2 separate regions of the Homo sapiens genome follow, and region 2 is linked to region 1. Evidence: chromatin contacts called from ENCODE Hi-C data. All regions are on one chromosome and are shown on one strand. Each heading gives the region's core, a stretch centred on a gene start or an enhancer-like site at or near the end of the contact. The rest is flanking DNA. Distances are from core to core; before and after follow the strand shown.

What was found. Hi-C counts contacts between places; a loop is a spot of excess contacts on that map. Pooled maps may share reads with other maps.
Region 2: a loop to region 1 is called in a pooled map, with 6 times the contacts of the local background. The contact joins the promoter of PSMB3 here to the enhancer-like site in region 1. A Hi-C loop is called at or near these places in 1 of 37 single-sample maps with no recorded cell type and 8 of 50 pooled maps.

Annotation. Positions count from the first base shown.
Region 1 is chr17:38,482,664-38,490,137 of GRCh38, reverse strand. ARHGAP23 (Rho GTPase activating protein 23) reads right to left here. Exons shown (of 24, transcript NM_001199417.2): 16 at 7,460-7,474; 17 at 3,998-4,076; 18 at 1-36. Among named protein-coding and RNA genes, the nearest start is that of ARHGAP23, 58 kb to the right of the region's middle. RefSeq lists an enhancer at 5,127-5,648. Within about 2 kb of position 4,382, at least 8 of the 41 ENCODE cell types and tissues checked have a DNase peak (open chromatin) inside an H3K27ac peak, as active enhancers do.
Region 2 is chr17:38,749,756-38,757,229 of GRCh38, reverse strand. It overlaps PSMB3 (proteasome 20S subunit beta 3), which reads right to left and starts at 4,489. Exons shown (of 6, transcript NM_002795.4): 1 at 4,401-4,489; 2 at 3,896-4,080; 3 at 1,240-1,347. The coding sequence starts at 4,403. It overlaps TRN-GTT2-5 (tRNA-Asn (anticodon GTT) 2-5), which reads left to right and starts at 5,376; the gene lies at 5,376-5,449. It overlaps LOC100287808 (a long non-coding RNA gene), which reads right to left. Exons shown (of 1, transcript NR_149004.1): 1 at 5,478-7,474. It also overlaps a transcript of PCGF2 not described here and the pseudogene RNU6-866P.

The DNA.
Region 1 (7,474 bases), core at 3,133-5,632:
CAATGCGGTTGGCCTCGATGAAGTCGTTGTATTTGTCTAGAACACAGCGGAGACTCTTTAGAGAGGTGGGGGCAGCGCCTTCCCCTGTTCTCCCGGCCAAGGGCCCTGCTGGGAGGGCTGTGTTTTGAACTCCTCCAGTTCGGGGGCTCCAGCGTGGGCGACAGCCTCTTGTGTATGTGAACACACCCACCACAGCTGCACTCACCACAGCTGCACTCACCACAGCTACACTCGGGTGTGCACCTGACCTGGGGTAGCCCAGCTGTGTTCATTTGGGAGGCAATACCATCTGAGCTGCATGCTGATCCCAGAAAAGGGGTCCCTGCCCCCGTCTCCAGGACATGGACACCAAGGTTCAGCAGGTCAGAAGAGAAGGGCACCTGGAGAGGAGGAGGGGCTTCAGACAGCCTCCACCAAGGATTACCCCAACTCCCTTCAGAACAAGTCCATGGGGACCTTTAAAAAATGGAACATGATAAGCCTATTCTGAAATTCATCTGGATGAGCTAACGCACAAAGACAGCCAGGAATAGTTTTTAAAGAAAGAGTAACGCGGGAGGATCTGCCCTACCAGGGACTGAAACATCCCGAATGGATGGCACAACTGAAGCCGGCTGGCACGGCAGAAAAGGCAGAGCAATGTTAAGGCTAGAAAGGGGGGAAGCGGGCCATATGGATATTTATTATATGATAAAGGCAGCACTTCCAATCGGGGGGAAGGATGGGGGCCTCAACAGATGTCCCCGGGACAAATGGCTACCATCGGGGGCGGGGGGATCATTTCTAGCTCACAATACACAAATGCAATCACACGGCAGAGCCAACTGTGAAAATTATAAAAGCACTGGGGAAAAAGTAAGAAAATATTTTTATAATCCTAAGGCCATCCTAAACATGAGATGCAGAATCCATGAAGAAAAGATGAACAGCTTTGGTCACATTTTAAACAATTGTTTTCGGCCAGGCACAGTGGCTCACATCTGTAATCCCAGCACTTTGGAAGGCTGAGGCGCATCAGCTGATCACTTGAGATCAGGAGTTCAAGACCAGCCTGGCCAATGTGGCAAAACCTCATCTTTACTAAAAATATAAAAATTAACTGGGCATGGTGGTAGGCGCCTGTAATCCCAGCTACTTGGGAGGCTGAGACAGGAGAATGGCTTGAACCCGGGAGGCGGAGGTTGCAGTGAGCCGAGATCGTAACACTGCACTCCAGCCTGGATGACAGGGTGAGACTCAGTCTCAAGAAAATAAATAAAATTAAATAAAAATAAAATTAAAAATTGTTAGGCAGGGCGCGGTGGCTCACGCCTGTAATCCCAGCACTTTGGGAGGCCAAGGAGGGTGAATCACCTGAGGTCAGGAGTTCAAGACCAGCCTGGCCAACGTGGTGAAACCCCGTCTCTACCAAAAATACAAAAATTAGCTGGGCATGATGGTGGGCACCTGTAATCCCAGCTGTTCGGGAGACTGAGGCAGGAGAATCGCTTGAACCCAGGAGGCAGAGGTTGCAGTGAGCCAAGATCACACCATTGCACTCCAGCTTGGGCGACAAGAGTGAAACTCTGTCTCAAAAAACAAAACAAAACAACAACAACAAAAAATTTGTTTTCAGTTTCTATACTGCAAAGTGAAAGGCAAATGGCAGGCCAAAGCAAATATTTGCAAAAACTAACAAAGGGTTAATAGCTGTAAAACACAAAGAGCTTTTCTCCCGCAAATCAACATAAGAAAAAGATAAACAACGCAACAGAAAAATGGGCACATGGTCTGATCGAGCAATTACAGAGAAAATAGAAACAGCCAATATGCTAATGAAAAAAGATTTAATCTCCCTAGTAATGAGGGCAATGAAAATAAAAACAATAATGAGATACCATTTCCCTTATCTGATTAGCAAAAGTTTAAAATGTTAATAATATTTAATGCTGTCTGGGTGAGGTGGCTCAAGCCTAAAATCCCAGCACTTTGAAAGGCCGAGGCGCGATGATCACTTTAGACCAGGAGTTGAAGACCAGTCTGAGCAATGTAGTGAGACCCTGCCTCTACCAAAAAAAATTTTTTTTTAATTAGCTGGGTGTGGTGGCACAAACCTGTAGTCCCAACTACTCAGGAGGCTGAGATGGGAGGATCACTTGAGCCCAGGAGGTTGAGGCTGCAGTGAGCCATGATTGCGCCACTGCATTCCAGTCTGGGCAACAGAGCAAGATTCTGTGTCAAATAATAGTATTTTTATTTTTATTTTATTGTATTATTTATTTATTTATTTATTTTGAGATGGAGTCTTGCTCTGTCACCCAGGCTGAAGTGCAGTGGTGCGATCTTGGCTCACTGCAACCTCTGCCTCCTGGGATCAAGCAATTCTCCTGTCTCGGCCTCCCTAGCAGCTGGGACTACAGGCACCCGCCACCACATCCAGCTAATTTTTGTATTTTTAGTAGAGACGGGGTTTCACCACAGTCAGGCTGGTCTTGAACTCCTGACCTCAGGTGATCCACCCGCCTCAGCCTTCCAAAGTGCTGGGATCACAGGCATAAGCCACCATGCCTGGCCTTCAAGTAACAATAATAGTTATAATATCCAATGCTGTTGGGGATGTGGAGAGACAGACTCCTACATTTTAGTGGGAGTCTAAACCAGGGCCTCTTTCTCAGAGTGCAATTGACACTGGTCTCAGAAAGGTTCACCGGGACTTTGACCCAGCAATTCTACATCTAAGAATCTCCTTAGAGAGCACAGATCCAGGCGTGCAAGGACTTATTCAAGGAAAGCCATTGCAACAGGTTGTGTAATAGCAAACATTTGAAGACAACCTAAATATCCATCAATAGAGGAGTACTTAAAGAAATTGTAGTCTATTCAAACCATGAAATTCTATGTGGCTGATTTAAAAGAAGAATGAGGTAGAGCTCTCTGCACTGACACGAATGAATCTCAGAATTACAACTCTGCTTTTGTTAAAAACAACTCAACCAGCGGTGTGCTGGAGCCCGCTCACACCAGCTCCTGAGAGCGACTGTGTGCCTCTCTTCCCAATTCCATGTTGGTGACATCATGTTGGTGGCTTGAAATAAACCATGGTAGGAGTATTTACGCCATGGAAGCTGGAAAACGCTAGGCATTAGGGCTTTTTTCCCCCAGAGACAGATGTTAAACATCTGCCAGCACACCCCTGAACCCACCCAAATCCAAACCCCACGCAGGCACGTGTGTATCTCTGCCATGCATATAAGAGGGCCAGGAGAGAAACACAACAGATTGTGAATAAGCAGTTCAGCAAACGGCCAAAGCCCGTCGGTGCCCGACGCCTGGGGTGGAATCCTGGCTCTGCCATTTACAACCTGTGCGACCTTGGGCAAGGCATTAAACTTCTCTGAGCCTTGGTTTCCTAATCTGTAGAGGGAAGACAATAGCACCTTCCTCATGGAGTTGCTGTAGGGAGTTGTGCTTGGCACACTCTAATGCTCAGAAAGTGTTAGCCACAACCTCCCGTGAAAGGGAGCAGGACATTCACAGGGTCCTGTGCTGTTTTCTTCATTCACATCTGTACAATCTATGTTTTTTAAATAAGCTTTTGTGTTAAAAAAAAAAAAAAAAAAAAGCCAGCGTGGTGGCTCATGCCTGTAATCCCAGCATTTTGTGAGGCTGGGGCAGGCAGGAGGATTGATTGAGCCCAGGAGTGCAACACCAGTCTGAGCAACATAGTGAGAAACTCCCCCCATCTCTGAAAAAAAACTTTTAAATTAGCTGGGTGTGGTGGTGTTCACCTGCTGTCTCAGCTACTCAGGAGGCTGAGGTGGGAGGATCGCTTGAGCCCAGTAGCTTGAGGCTGCAATGAGCCGTGATTGCGCCACTGCACTCCAGCCTGGGCAACAGAGCAAGACTGTCTCAAAAAAAAAAAAAAAGAGTAAAACCAACAAACCAAATGCAAAAGTAGTGGTCAGGGTGAGGCACGGACTGGTGTCCCCTCCCCGCCCCACTTCCACCTCCTACTCACCATCAGTGAAAAGAGGCTCGGGCAGCTTTCGGAAGAAGGACTTGAGCAGGCTGCTGATCACATTGAGGTCTTGCCAGCGCTGGGGGAGGGGTCAGATGTCAGGCACAGGCAGGCCCAGCCCGATGCCCATGCCTCCACGATCATTCACCCCAGAGCCCAATCAAGCCCACCAGGCCCTCCCTGGGACCTACTTAGACCAAGCTCTCTACTCATCAGGATGGTGGCAGCAGAACTGAGTCCCCAGAGAGGTCCTGTGCCCACACTCACACTTGGCCCCAGCCCCTCCCTGCTCCTGCCAGTGCGTGGGCTCCAACACCTCCCCATGCACAGAAAGTCCCAGGCACTGTGGGGAGACAGTGAGTGGCAGCTGCTGCCTCCACTGGGCACAGTTTAAGCATCCGTGACACAGCAGTCATTCGTGCCGGCTCCTTCCTGTCTCAGGTCCTCTGCATGTGCTGGTTTCCTCAACCAGAACTTTCCTCCCCGCCTCCACACAACTGGCTCCTCATCCCCGCCTAAAAGTCGCTCTTCAAAGAGGCCTTCTCTGACCCTCATAGCTAAAGCAGCCACCTTCACCACTGCCCTGTCACCTGCACCCCAGCCCTGACTTTGTTTCCTTCCTGGCGCTTAACCCAATTTGTCATTATTTTCTGCTTTTGTTTCCGTGTTCATGCCTGTCTCCCTGCAGGACTGTAAGCTCCAGGAGGAGACAGGATCCCGTCTGTCTCATTTCCCACTGTGCTCCTATCACCTAGCAAGGACAGTTAACCTGGTACTTACATGGCCCTAAATCAGTAGTTCTAACAGAAGGAGGCAATTTTGTCCCCCAAACTCCCACTCCACCCACAGAGGACATTTGACAATGTCTGGAGCCATTTTGATTTTCCCAACTGGGAGGTGCCACTTGCATCTAGTGGATCGAGGCCAGGGATGATGTCAAATTCCCTCCAGTGCACAGGACAACCCCACACAACAAATAATTGTTCTTCCCAAAATGTCCACTGAGATTGAGAAACCCTACTCTAAAATAAATGGTTGTCGAGTACAAGAACTAACGGCCGGGTCGTTGTCCCTTCTGTCCTCCAGGGGGCACCATCACCCCACATTGCAACCAAGTTGGGCACAGCCGCCTCGCTGGGAATGGCTCAGAATAACTCAGGCCCAGAAAGCGACCTAATACCCCCAACAAAGAGACACAGTACAGCAGTACACACACTCATTACAATGGATCCACAGCTTAATGCCAGACAATCCCATAAACAATACACTCCCCACAGGCTCACCAGGGGTTAGATTCATCCCCCACTACACTTACTCCCAGCACGACCCACAACAAATGACACAATGATATCCAAGACAAAACAACACACCCAATATACCTCGTATGCCCCCAGCTGGCCCTGGCTTGGACCAGCTGCCTGCCAGCATGGCCCCCTCATCTCACACACACCCAGTGCGGCTCCTGCCCACCCGACTCCGTTACCTCCTGGCCCTCAGGTGTGAGCTCCTCTCATCTCCCAGCTGCCAAACCCAATGCCCTGGCCAGTGCTTCCTGGTTCCTCCAGAGTGAAGTGTCTGCCCTCACCCCAGCCTCACTGGCGGCCCTCTCCTTCTGTCCCACTCAGAGCGTGGCCCCTGCTGTTCTGCGGCCCACCCTTGGTCATCCCATGCCTCAGCTGCAGCAGGACCCATGCCACTCTCTAGTCCAGGCTCAATATAGCGCCTGTTTATGCCCTCACCCCATGCAAGGGACTTTCCACACCCCAAATCCAATGGAGCCACTCCCTGAGACGGCCCCTCCCTTCCGCCTCTCCTCACGCTGCCCCACTCCCTGGTTTCTGCCAAGGGAAGATACCACCAGCCCCAGCTCAAACATGCGGCTCTTCCTCGCCCCTCCTTCCTCCCTCTCATGCAGACAACTCTTAGGGTTGCTCCCATCCTCCCCCTTCCCCTGAGACCACCAAGTCCTCCCGACACTTAGCGCTTCCATAGATCAGTGACTTCTCCCCAGACCCCTGCCCTCCGCATTCGTATCCAATGGACATGAGCAGGAGCATTACTGTTTCTTGAACTTTGTTCTCACGATGCCTCCCCAGCTTAAGAACCATCAGAAGCTCCCTACTGTCCATCAGATCAAGGTCGAAGTCTTCAGTGAAGCCATCAAATGCCTTCTCTGTCCCCCTGGGGCCTCACCCTCCCCACCTCCAAGCCCAGGAGGTAGATCCACTCTCTGTCCTAACCCTCAAGCCCTCCCCGGCCCTTGCTGGGGTTTTGGAAAATGCCATCGTCTCACACCCCGAAAGGCTTCCCGTCCACCTGCCCCCTCCTATTCATTCCTCCAATACTCAAACCCTCCAGCCACCACCTGCTCCAGCCTGAGCACCCTCTCCTTCCTCATCACAGTGTGGTCCCTGATGAGAGATCATCTTTTTCTCTTGTCCACAATTTCACACACACTTGTCTCAGCTCCTCATTCTCCAAGGACAGGAAGACTTGTGTATTCCATGAGCCTTCACGTGTGTGATTCGTGGGACATCACTGCCCACGTTCACGGTTTTCCAAAATATCTTTTTTATCAGAGCCCCTTTGGGCAAATAAAATTGTACATGAAAACCCAGTACAACAGACAGGGCAAAGCAGGGTTGCTCTAGCAAGGACAGGGGGTCCTGACCTGCCCCTGGCCTCCCAAGGCCCCTCTGGGGAACCCTAGGACTCTGGGGAACACCCTTTGAGAATCGCCGGCCTTGCTGGAAACACTTAAGTGTGATTGCAGATCCCTTCACAGGCTGGTCTCATCTCGCCTGATCAGCCACTTCTCTTTCCATGTTGCAGCCACCCAAATTGCTGGCCATTCTAGAAAACATCATATATTCCCCTTTTTCTAAGCCGGCGGTTTGTAAACCATGGTCTGTAGGCAATATCTAGCCACAGCCTGCTTTTGGATGGCCCTTGAGCTAAGTATGGTTTTTACGTTGTTAAAGGATTAGGAAGAGAAGGAGGAGGAAGAGAAGGGGGGAACGCAACAGAGCAAACTACAGCAGAAAATATTTACCCTCTGCCTTCTACAGAGAAAGCTGGTTGACTCCTGGCACACTTTCCGCGTCTACACCATTGAGCAGGCCATTCTGCTGCCTGGAATGCCCTCACCTGGCTTTCACCGGCCTTTGGTGAACTCTACTCATCCTAAACACTCGGACAAAACTGCCATCTGTGAGCCTCTGCCTCAGAGCTCCCCAGGCCATGACTGCATTTACTTGGTCAGCTTCAGCCTGGGGTGATGCCCATCCCCGGGCTGGCCAGCGGGGGCAGGTCCCATCTTGCCCATCTTGGTGTTCTGGACCAATGCCGGGCATGTCATAGGGCACAATGCATGCAACACAATAGACCACAGAACTCTCCAAGCGGAGCACCACCCACACACCATCTCAGCCCCTCTTCCACAGACCCCCCAGCTTCACCCACCTCATCCTGCAGGTT
Region 2 (7,474 bases), core at 3,240-5,739, 270 kb before region 1:
TAATATACATCCAAATATGAGTTAATTGTTACAACTTTATAAGACTTTTTGCAGGGCGCAGTGGCTCATGCCTGTAATCCCAGCACTTTGAGAAGCGGAGGCAGTAGATCAGTTGAGGTCAGGAGTTCAAGACCAGCCCGACCAGCGTGGTGAAACCTTGTCTCTACTAAAAAAAAAAAAAAAAAAAAAAAAAAATTAGCCAGGTGTGATGGCACACACCTGTAATCCCAGCTACTCAGGAGGCTGAGGCAGGAAAATCACTTGGACCCGGGAGGTGGAGATTGCAGTGAGCCGTGATTGCACACCAGGGCGACAGAGCAAGACACCATCTCAAAAAAAAAAAAAGAAAAAGTTTTTGAAAGCTAAAGGGTATTTTTACAAATTACAAAAATTACTTCAAAATAAAAAGTTAAAAGAAAAGAAAAAAAAAGAGATCAGGCCAGGCATGGTGGCTCATGCCTATAATAGGACTTTGGGAGGCCAAGGTAGGTGGATCACCTGAGGTCAGGAGTTCGAGACCAGCCTGACCCACATGTTGAAACTCTGTCTCTACTGAAAATACAAAAATTAGCCGGGTGTGGTGATATGGACCTGTGGTCCCAGCTACATGGCAGGCTGAGGCAGAAGAATCGATTGAACCTGGGAGGTGGAGGTTGCAGTGAGCCGAGATCACGCCACTGCACTCCAGCCTGGGTGACAGAGCAAGACTCCGTCTCAAAAAAAAAAGAAAAAGAGAGCTCAACTTATATTCTGGCCACCCAGGTTTGCCCAGAGGTAGAAAGCACCCACAGGGTTTCCTTTCAATTCCATCCTAGATTTCTGCACTAAATTCTACAGTTAGGCCCCTTGTTTCTCACCATAAAGCCCTCAAGGAGAACTGACGAAAATGAACACCCCATTCCTAGGCTCCCTGCTATTCCCAAGAAGCCAGTGCTGACAGAATAGCTCTAGGGCAAGAGTGGCTCCTGCTGGGAGACCCCAGAACACTCTGGTGGGACTAACTCTTTTGCCTAGATGCAAATTTATCTGCTATGTGCATTCCTTGCCTTCTTCCAACATAAGTATTTTCTTTCCTATCTGGTTGCCAGACAGGCCCAAAGAAAACACACCCATAAAATAAGGATATTATCCTGCAAATAAGAGATGGAAAAACAAGGAGAGTCCTCTTCCTCAGTACCTACTCCATACTACATTCAAAGATGTCTGCATTCCCTCAGTGCTAGCTACACTTGCACTCACCGTTTCTCATACAAGAGGTTGGCCACCATGCTCATGAGGGTATAAGGTTTGATCTGCCGACCTTCCTTCAACTCATACAGGTTCAGCCGGAACTTGAGGCGCTGGGCACTGAGGTAGGAGAAAAGTGAGTTAGTAAGTCATTATTGAATATTCCTGAGTGTCTACCCTGTTGAGGTCAGGGAAACATAAGGAGACATCTCATCTCAGTCCCTGCCCAGGGAAAACTGTAGTCTTACATGTGTTAGGAAGTAGCAACTGGTGCTTGCTTTGGCAGCACACACACACACACACACACACACACACACACATATATATATATATATATATATATTTTTTTTTTTTTTAGACGGAGTCTCACTCGTCGCCCAGGCTGGAGTGCAGTGGCGCAGTCAGTCTCGGCTCACTGCAAGCTCCGCCACCCGGGTTCACGCTATTCTCCTGCCTCAGCCTCTCAAGTAGCTGGGACTACAGGCGCCCGCCACCACTCCCGGCTAACTTTTTGTATTTTTAGTAGAGATGGGGTTTCACGGTGTTAGCCAGGATGGTCTCGATCTCCTGACTTCGTGATCTGCCCACCTTGGCCTCCCAAAGTGCTGGGATTACAGGCGTGAGCCACTACGCCTGGCCAGCAGCACATATATTAAAACTGGAATAATACAGGGAAGATTAGCAGAAGGATGACATGCAAATTTGTGAAGCGTTCCATATTAAAAATGTTTAGGCTGGGCGCAGTGGGTCACACCTGTAATCCCAGCACTTTGGGAGACTGAGGCGGAAGGATTGCTTGAGCTCAGGAGTTCAGCTGTGGGCAACATAGCGAAACCTTGCCTCTTACAATAACTACAAAAATTAGCTGGGCATGGTGGCACACACCTGTAGTCCCAGCTACTTGGGAGGGTGAGGTGGGAGGATCACTTGAGCCTTGGAGGCGGAGGTTGCAGTGAGTTAAGTTTATGTCACCAGCCTGGGTGACAAAAAAAAAAAAAAGGGGGCAGCACCAACTGCTGTGCTATGTGCTAACAGACTTGAAAGATGCCTTAGAAAAAGGCCATTTGGCAGCTCTGGTGAAAAAAGGAAAAAAGGTCACAGCTTGCCAGTTCCATCTCAGAGCCCCAGGATAGGCCCCTGCATAGAGCAGACCAATGCCACACCTGCTGGAGGAAAAGCAATGAGTCTCAGGACACCAGAGCAAAGAGACTTAGAAATGACTTGAGCTTCATCTTCCAGGTAAGGAAACTGAGGCCTAGTGAAATGAGCAGTCATTGCCCAGAAGGAAGCAAACGCAGTGAGAAAAGCCCTCTGAAGAAAAGGAAATGGTGTGAGAACAGCAGTGACTGCAGAAGGGAAGGCTCACGGGAGACTTCACTGACAGGAACCCCAGGATGTCATTCTCTGACTCTACCAGACAGGAAAAAAGGGCAGGCTGGGTGAGATCTCAGTAAGTGTTATGTTCTTGAGACTCAGGGAGTTTTAAGAGAAATGAGAACATTTTCTTTTATTCTTTCTTTTTTTATTTTGTTTGAGACAGAGTCTCGCTCTGTTGCCCAGGCTAGAGTGCAGTGGCACAATTTCAGCTCACTGCAACGTCCGTCTGTCAGGTTCAAGCAATTCTCCAGCCTCAGCCTCCCGAGTAGCTGGGATTACAGGTGCCCACCACCCAGCCTGGCTAATTTTTGTATTTTTAGTAGAGACAGCGTTTCACCATGTTGGCCAGGCTGGTCTGGAACTCCTGATCTCAAGATATCCGCCCACCTCAGCCTCCCAAAGTGTTGGGATTACAGGTGTGAGCCACCGCGCCCAGCCGAAATGAGAACATTTTCTGACAGGCATCCACCCACGCTTGTGAGCTAGTCTCTCCACCTTCTAGGAAACAAATCCAGGACCTGCTGCTCCTCAGGCACCAGTACCCTGCAGGACCTGCCCCCTGTGACCACGTATTCCCTCCTGAAAACCTATCACCGTTCTTTTCCTCTCTTATTCTTCTCTGGCTTCTCTTCGCCCCTCACTGCTAAATGTAACGTTCAGCTCTCAAACTGCCGCTCATTATTTCCCTCCCTACAGACTTTGTCTCTCCAGAATCTGCTCCCATAGATTTGGCACATTGCCAATGCTTCCCCAACCCTGAGATGTAATAACAAAACCCCAACTGCTTGCAAGATGTTTCTATTGGGCTTGTCTTGTCTGCTCAAAATTGTTGTCAAAATCAAAGTCAGGCCAGGTGTGGTGGCTCATGCCTGTAATCCCAGCACTTTGGGAGGCTGAGGCAGGTGGATCACTTGAGGTCAGGAGTTCGAAACTAGCCTGGCCAACATGGTGAAACCCTGTCTCTACTAAAAATACAAAAATTAGCCAGGCATGGTGGTGCGCGCCTGTAGTCCCAGCTACTTAGGAGGCTGAGGCACGAGAATCGCTTGAGCCTGGGAGGTGGAGGTTGCAGTGAGCTGAGATCATGCCACTGAGCTCCAGCCTGGGTGACAGAGCAAGTCCCTGTCTAAAAAAAAAAAAAAGAAAGGGAAGGACATGTTTTTTGGAGGCGGCAAAGTCTCAAACTCACTGGTGGTGTGTGGTAGATGACTGACACCTTGGCCGGTCAAGACGCCGGGGTTGGATGGTCCAAGAAGAGGCCTGGGTGTGGGCGGGGACCCTTGAAACTTACACTGTCTGGACGTCAGTGGCGAGCCCGGCCAGACCGATGTACAGCCGGTCACCCATGGGAAAGATCTTCTGGAAGTCCGTGGTCACCATCTGGGCCTGGATCCCGAAGCGCCTGTCTGCAGCGATGGCCACACAGTTCTTCCCCTTCATGGCCATGACGGCCCCTCCGTTATAGGACATAATAGACTAGGACAGACAGAGCGGAGGGGTCAGCGCGGGGGGTCAAACGCTGCCACAGCCCCCGGCCCAGCTCCTGATGCGGAGGCTCCTGTACGCCCGTTCTCCATTCCGGAGGCGTCTGAACCCCTGGTTCTCCAGCTGGGATGAGCACTGTGTGGCGGCAATGAGCCGCACTCACCCTCTTGGTCCTCACCGGGGCCCGCTCCCCTCGAACTGAAACCGCTTCCTTCCATCGACCCTAGGCCCTTTTCGTCCCCAAGCCTCTCCTGACCCCCTCCGCTTCTCAATCCTTCCCCATGCCCCTTTGCTTTAACTCCCCATCTCACCATGATTGCGGTGTACTAGGATCCCTCGATCGCCAGAGCAATTCCAGTAAACCGGGTCTAGCCTTCACTGCGCAACCGCTCTCACTGCTGTCTCTTCATTGGCTGATAGGCGGACTCTTCCTGGACATCTGGGCTTTCTATTGGTCACACGTCCCTGTCGGTCACCAGTACAGGTAGTTTGGTTGCAAAGTCAAAACGGAGGCGGGAAAAGCGGAAGTGAAAAGTCACTGTGGCTGCGGAAGAGACTTGCGACACGGTGCATAGTGGGATCTCGGCGGACCTGGACTCGGGACCTCAGGGACTGGGGGCGGAGCCTGCGCGCACGTGGGCTGGTGAAACTGGGTTTAGGAAGCTGCGGCCCCAGCTGAAGGGGCACCGTGACGCTTATCAACGTGATGTATGAGTTCGTCGTATTAGTCGTGCTAGCTTATTTATTCACTCCAGAAATCCTGCGTTTACTGTGTACCAGGCACTTGCCTAGGCTCGGAATATTCACTGGCCCACAACAGTGCCTAGTATATAGGAGGCGCCCATTAAATGGAAATTTAATGATGCAGGTGGGAAGGGGAAGGCGTCGCGTGTAGGCGTCGCGGGTATTTTGCGGCTGCAGGGGTTCAGCTGTGAAAGGGAGTTTGGAAGCCGAAGCTTGTTCTGATTTGGGGGACTTCCTGCGGCCCGACTTCACGTATCCTCAATCTCAGGTCACCCTAAAAAGGGACGTTCCGCGCCTCTCCACGTTTGAGGTAGAACCTGAGGATAGCCAGAGTCGACCTCTCGCCGTTCCAATGGAGGAAGGGCGTGCACGTCCCGCGTCCTCTCCTCCCAAGCTCTTTCGCCTCCCTCCCCCATCAGGATCCTTCCCTTTCTCCCCCGGGTTCCACTTATTTCGCCCGATGGCGGCATCTCTTACGGCGTCTGCGCCGTCCAGGCTCGCTCCCATTGACTCGGCTCACTACTACGCCGGTAGTCGACTCGGTCTCTGTGGCGCAATCGGTTAGCGCGTTCGGCTGTTAACCGAAAGGTTGGTGGTTCGAGCCCACCCAGGGACGCTATGACCTTTTTTTTTTTTTTTTTTGTCTTTTGGGTTTTTTTTTTCTCCCCGGAAGATAAAAACCTAAGCCTTTTACTCAAAAGCCAAATTTTGCATTGAAATGGCAGCAGCAATACTTTTTCTAGGAGAATCACTGTTCTTGAAAATTCTTTGCTGCTCAGTCAATAATGGGATAATTTCTCCAGCACTTCCCTCCACACCCCCCCAACCCGCCTCCAAGCTAGATCGCAGGAAACCTAAAGACACAGGTTTTTGTCTCACTGTGCATGCAACACGTTTCAGGATGCATTTTTTCATAGGATTAAGAATGAATTTACAGTGGAGGTTCGACAGTTTTCTATTGTCTGCCTCAATCGATATTACAGTCTCCAAATACTACATTTGGAAGGGAAGAGAATGAGAGAGACACAGAGAGAGAAACAAGTATGAAGAGAAACAAAGGTGAGAAAGGGAGAACATTGTTGTGATACAGGGAAAGAAGGGACGTGACAGAACTAGGCAGGGTGGGTAGGGGAAGACCTCAAGACAATGGAGAGTGGGAAAATAGACGCATTTAATATTAGAAGCATCAGAAAAAAAGGAAAACAACACATTTTTTCCCCCTAGAACTACACAGGGAGGTGGGGGAGGAAGATGGGGAAATAGAAGGAGAAACTGACTAAGGACCTTGTTTGGGGGAGATAAAAGGTATAAAGGACACAGAGGTAAAGACGTTCCGGAAAGCTCTAGAGGAGCCGCCCTCTCCTGTCTCGTCACCATTTTTAAAGGGATCTGATCCTCGCAATAGCTCTTGGTATATGCTGGAGGTAATTGCCTAGATTTCCCGCGTTCCTGTCCTCTGCGAGTCTCTGGCTTGTGACAGCCACTGTGACTCTTCTGATGCACTTGTCAGCTAGAGGACCGCGTGAGATGCAAACACAAAATCAAGGGGCGCCTAATGTCTGACGAGGCGCATTCCTGGGCGCAGTGGGAGCCTCGACCTTTGTGGAGGAGAATGTGCAAAGCACTCTTGAGCAGTTCTCATAGACACTTGGTCTCTGCAGATTCGGCTCAAAGGAGGCCTCTTCTGGAAGCCCACCCCAGTACTCACCCACCCTTAGCGGGAGCTCACACCAGAAGCGATGGGCGCTAAAGGGACAGGCTGTGTGTCCTTCAGGGTTTGCACCCACCGGCCTGTGAGCGCCCTGCGCAAAAGCCAGGCTCCTGTGCCTTGAGTTCCCAGTTCCTAGCGCAGTATTTGACACTGGCACATGACAGGTGCTTTCTATGTCGGCTAGTAGTAGAACAAAAGACTAGGAAACTCTTTCGATGTGGGAAGAGTTGGGTCAGAAGGTTCTCCTGAGAAACCAGAAAGGCCAGGAATGTGGAGACTAGTCATCCAGGACGCAAAAGATGAAAATGGAGTTTTAGTGGGTAATAGGGTCTTAGCACACTCCTCTCTAGCGGTTCTCTCCTGTCTGGCGCTTAACAACCGAAGAATAAGTGGATGGACCCCGGTGGCCCCTCGGGCAGCCCTCCAGGATTCATGGGCCGCAGAGGAACGTCAACCCCCTTCCCACTGGCTGATAATGCCCCGAGGGGCAGCCCCCCAGGTGCCCATGTGGTTGGTGGGTGGGATCCAGATCTCCGCAGAGCCCCTGTTACAGGTTTCTCTTGTTCGGGGTCTTGTAGCCAGAGAGGGGCGGCTGACTGGGAGTCCTTCCCGCGTTCCCCTCCCTGCAGAGCGAGTGGATGCGCGTCTTCCCCGGCAGAGTGCAGGATGCCGGCGACACATTTGCCTGGGAACAGTGGGAGGGTCCCCTTTCCTCCGGGGCCGGTGAACTACTCGCCTCTCCGCCTGCAGGCTCCGGAGCAGGTGACCGGATCTTCCCTTGGCCCTTCTCCCGCCGGTTCTCGGACCACTCCCTCTGGAAGGAAGTCTCTCCGCCCTTCCTCTTCCTCCCCGCCCCCGTCCCGCTGGTGTGGCTGCAGGCTCGAGCTGGGGTCACTCGGCGGCCAGTGTGCGCAGGTCTCCTGGTCGCCG